Linked DNA regions of Homo sapiens: region 2 is linked to region 1. Evidence: chromatin loops called from intact Hi-C (ENCODE). Cell type or tissue: endothelial cell of umbilical vein. All regions are shown on one strand.

What was found. Peaks named below come from ENCODE experiments on the same cell type or tissue, not always from the same donor. Only the 100,000 strongest peaks of a DNase experiment are listed, where the experiment ranks them.
Region 2: it touches region 1 in a loop (4-fold over the local background); 64 of 110 quality-filtered maps call a loop at or near these places.

The regions. Positions count from the first base shown.
Region 1 is chr15:57,560,049-57,562,548 of GRCh38, forward strand. No RefSeq gene overlaps it. Among named protein-coding and RNA genes, the nearest start is that of GCOM1, 31 kb to the right of the region's middle. In endothelial cell of umbilical vein, a CTCF peak has its summit at 1,137 (motif pointing right); DNase peaks (open chromatin) are centred at 1,163 and 1,493; H3K27ac peaks cover 1,466 bases.
Region 2 is chr15:57,625,525-57,628,024 of GRCh38, forward strand. It overlaps GCOM1 (GCOM1, MYZAP-POLR2M combined locus), which reads left to right. Exons shown (of 17, transcript NR_104371.3): 5 at 255-368. MYZAP (myocardial zonula adherens protein) reads left to right here. Exons shown (of 13, transcript NM_001018100.5): 5 at 255-368. Among named protein-coding and RNA genes, the nearest start is that of MYZAP, 35 kb to the left of the region's middle. In endothelial cell of umbilical vein, no CTCF peak of the experiment used is centred here; a DNase peak (open chromatin) is centred at 1,437.

The sequences.
Region 1 (2,500 bases):
GATTAGTGGCTCCTGTAATCCAGGGCCCCACCCATCAGTGGTGAAGTCCCAAAGAGGACTTTGGACAAAACGAAGCTTTGCCTTCCCAGTGTTGCCCAGGTGATCTGGTGTTCCTATGTTACTCTTAGGTGAACTGTTGCAATATTCGCATTGCAACAAATTGAATTCCAACATTTATTGTGAACTGCTATTTTGTGAGAGACCTATGTTATTCATGCATACCTTTCAAAGGGCAGTCACTATGCACCTAGTCTGCACTGGCTTATGCTGAGATGAGTAAGGCTCAGTTCTGGACCCAACGGGATCAGAAATGTCCACCGAGCACTAAAAAAACAAGGGATGGAATTTAAAGCACTATAAAAGAGGTATAGATGAAGTGTGGCGGAGGTTCATGATGGGAACGGCTGTCATTGGATGGAGCAATCAGGGCAGAATTCATAGAGGAAATGGCATTCGAAAGGGCTTTAAAATGGGCTTGAAAATTTAGAACTGTTTATTATGAAATTTTAATCTCCTAGAAGGGTGCATCTTTGGTGGAAAAAACAGAGGGAACACGGGGATGAAAGCTGGGCTCAGAGGATCAGCCAGTTGCATTAAAATCTTGAGTAAATGAAGTGGAGAATTACTGGAGGTGAGACTGGAAAACACGTTTGGATCCATATTTTTGGAGAACCTTGAATACCACTCTTAGTAACAAGGCAGCAGTAGCTGCTTATAATCAGGAGATTCTGGATAAAAAACAGAGGAGTTGGGGTTTATGCCTTCTTGTCATTTCTGAGAAGACGAGTAATTTTTTTAAAATAGCCAGTGAAATTAGTTCCTATAAAAGATGTGATCCTTGATCATCAATAAGGACAATCGACTTCTCCCAATGGAGAAATCTGATGATCCATTTCACACATCCCTGGGTGCAAATTACTACCTAGTCTACACTAGTGTTTCTCAAACTTCAGTGTGCATCAGAATAACCTTGAGGGCTTGTGAAAACATAGACTGCTGGCCCCACTCCCAGAGTTTCTAGGGCAGCCAAGAATTTGATGCCAATGCTGCTGGTCTGGGGACCACACTGAGAACCTCTGGGTTTAAACATCCTACCTGACCTTTCTCAGTATATCCACTGGGTGGCAGCAGAGAGCATCACAGGCACTGCACAGTGGTCAAACCTGGAAAGCCCGGGCAGAGGCTGTGGAGGACTATTTCTGTGTATTCAATGTAGGTTATTTTTGCTGCCAAATGACAATACAAACCATCCACAATATCAGGCTCTTCAAAATTCAAGGATGCGTTGTATAAGAGAATGATTGGTGACTTGGATCTTGTTCCTTTTCCAGGATGTCGTCACCACCAGACCCAGTCGAGACATCCTCTCTCTACCAGGCGCCCCCAACAAGTCCTTCCTTCAAAAAGAGAATAGTTTTTAATAACTTTCAAGGTCACCTGCAAAAGGGTTTCTGTTTGAGTAATGTAATGACTGTAAAGCTGGCAAAAAACTGTATCGCCAGCTGATAGCTTGAGTCAGACTGGAAAATTACGAGCAAATTTTTCCATGAACCAAGAGGAAGTGTCCAGTCATTGTTGAGAGCAGGTTCATAGCTGTGTACGAGCTCTAGGAGATGGGGAGGCCCGTGCAGACCTACTTCCTTCAAGAAGGGAAGACAAAAGAAACACGTTTTGAGTTTGGGTTTTTAGATGGTTGGGAAGTTTATGTTATAGGATTTTTTTTTGAGGGGGGGGTTTGTTTGTTGATTTTTGTTTTTAAGTTATGAGAGTTATTTTCTTTTTCTTCCTTTTTTTTTTTTTTAGAAGGAGTTTCACTCTTGTTGCCCAGGCTGGAGTGCAATGGTGCGATGTCGGCTCACCACAACTTCCACCTGCCAGGTTCAAGTGATACTCCTGCCTCAGCCTCCTGAGTAGCTGGGATTAGAGGCATGCGACACCATGCCTGGCTAATTTTATATTTTTTGGTAGAGACGGGGTTTCTCCATGTTGGTCAGGCTGGTCTCGAACTCCTGATCTCAAGTGATCCACCCACCTAGGCCTCCCAAAGTGCTGGGATTACAGGCGTGAGCCACCGCGCCCGGCTCTGAGAGTTATTTTCTACTAACCAATGATGTACTGCTAGATTTTGGAATAAAAGGTTCTATGTGTGTGGGGAGGGGAGGAAGGAGCAGAATCAAAAAGCCCTGAGCAATGATAGGATGGATTAGAGTTTGGAAAGGGAAACGTGGGGTCCAGAACACACTGGTTAGGCTGTGGCAAGGGGGTCCTCTTGACATCCTCTAACCAGATCTCACAGCACACTTCCTGCCATGTCGCAGCAGAGACCAGCCCTCACCAGACCCGGTGCTGACATTAACCAGGTGCTGCCCTGAGCGAGATGGCGTCCTGCCACGCCTGCTCCGTCATCTGGGAGATGCCTTGTCGGCAGCTCCAAGGCCTCCTGTGGGAAGGCATGAACGTCTGTCCTCACGTCCCTGCTTCCCTTATTACCCAGCGGTGG
Region 2 (2,500 bases), 65 kb after region 1:
AGGACAACATTCTGACTCCTGCACAGTGTTGTTGAGAGGGCTAAATGAGGGTCTGTGAGTAAACACTATCCAAAGGAAGGTGATTCTTGCCCTTCTCTCTGGATCATGCAGATGTTGACTTTTAATTTAAAGCTTTACTTTAGATATTGTTGAAGTAGATGTGGCTTCTAACAGAAGAAAGTTCCAGCCTAACTGAAGATTGTCGTGAACGTGTAGGGATTGATTTTGTGTGACTGTCTCCTCGATCTGTCCAGGTTTCCCATGCTCAGCAGGAGTATCTGGAGAATCACATCCAAACCCAGTCGTCTGCCCTGGATCGTTTTAATGCCATGAACTCAGCCTTGGCATCAGATTCCATTGGCCTGCAGGTACTCATCTGCTTACTGCTATGACAGGGCAACCCAGCTTAATCAAGAGTGGGGACTGTGCCTTTGCAGAAAAATAAGTCACAGAACATCCTTAGCTCATGATTCAGAATTCTTTAAGCAGAACCACTGTGAAGACTGTGCCCAGAAGACAGTGTAGGAAACTGAAGGAAGCATTTCCAAGCTGAGACTCTAAGGCTTTGTTTTTGCTCTCTGAAAAGGAAATTTAGACCCCGAGTTTAGTGTGAGAGATGTTGCTTGCTTCACCAGATACCCGAGTGGTCCTCAGCATCAGTGCCTAACCCCACACGTCAGCCCTCTTCCTCCAGTCCCAGTGCCACAGGAAGTGCCACCTAATCACAGAATAACACAGACTTCACTAAGGACAATCTGTACTCCTTCATGGCAAGCAATATAAAAAAGGCCTGTAAACACTTTTTTATAATTAGAAATTATTTTGTATCAGAAAGAATCATGGATATTCCACGTCTTGTAGTAGCAGACAGGGAAACAGAAAGACCCGGTATCTTATATTTGTGAAAATGCATGTTGTTATCTCACTTTGAGGCATTGTTTTCTTGGTTGATTTGGTTTACAGGAGCTAACCCTTCAAGTGCTTCCCATTCTTACTCTTACAAGTCCCCTAACATGCAAATTAATTTGAAAATGTTCAAAGCAAAGCATTGTATGTATTTGAAATAGCTTCCCTTGGTCTTCATTTCCAAATGTATGAACAACAGTTTTTACCTCTCCTCCAAATTTATTTGGCTCTTATCTTTTTATCCTCCTCTCAAAAGTTCCAAAACCTATTTCAAATCCTTTCTGGTTCTATATAAGTAATTTTAGATAAATAAATTTTCATGTTGGGATTCTCCACTTCCCCTAATTCTCTGATAACAGTTGGTATGGCAGCAGTGACAACAGCAGGGCTCGGCCACTGTCCTGGAGTGGGTCTGGGTGGCCTCGTGTTTGGGGTCATCTGCGATGCCCATTTCTGGTGGGGCTTCTGAGTCCCACCCTTTTCCTGGCTCTCTTGAGTGTATGCCAGCTTTCCCCTGGCCTCAGGCCAAGCCCCACTGGGTCTGGTTTGCTCAGCAGCCTTTGTTTTCCCTTCCTCCTGTGGTCGGGGGGGCTTGCCAAGGCTCCCTTTCCTCCCCTTTCGGACGCTGTCTCATTCCCAGCCCACCAGCAAGGGCTTTATCTCACCTGAGTTCAGACTTAGTCGGTATTTGTACTACATCTCTGGTTTTTCTTCCCAGAAAGAAAAATATATTTGCCAGTATTTTCTGGCAATTCTTGTGCTTTGCCATCTGGCCAACACTCTGGCATTTACTGCAGAGGTCAGCTGTTTGAGCTGGGCCAGCTCTGACCCAGGCACCTTGACTGATTCCTAGTTATCATGCAGGCTCTTAGTCCTGGACAGCCAAAGGAGCCTTATAGCTAAAACCGCTGAGAGAAACAGAAAGAGAGAGACAAAGAGAGAGGGAGAGGGAGGGGGAGGGGGAGGGGGAGGGGAGGGGAAGGGGGAGGAGGAGGAGGAGGAGAAGGAGAAGGAGAAGCCATCTCACAGCAGGAAACTCAACCTGGTAGAGGAAGAGGGCTGATGCACGGTGTTAGGCACTGATGCTGAGGACCACTCGAGTACCTGGTGGACCGAGTCTGAAGAGAGCTGGCTTCTTCCTTATGCAAGACCCCAGCCTCTTCCACTGGCCCACTCTGTCCACTTTCATTATTATTGACAGGGAGACCAGACCCTTGGTTTGATTCCATAGAATGTCAGAGCTAGAAAGAACTGAGAGGATCTCAGTTTTATGAATAGACAAACTGAGGCCGACAGAGAGAAATGACATGAGCAAGATGCCTACCTAGTGACAGAGCCAGGATTAGAAAAATCCTGGTCTCTTGGACCAGAGTGTAGGTTTTTGTGTGGATACACGAGTAGAATCTGTGAAGCCAGTGGGGCTGGGGGAGTGGGTGGCTGGTCTAGGTGGTTTCTAAAGCCCCTTGAAGCTCAAATGTTCTGTGACTCCATGCTTCCAAATAGCTTCAGTATTTTCTTTAGTATCTAATCACCTCCTTCAGAAATTCTTTTTCTTGATTCAAGTAGGTTTAGGAGTGAAAGGCTTATATTGTCC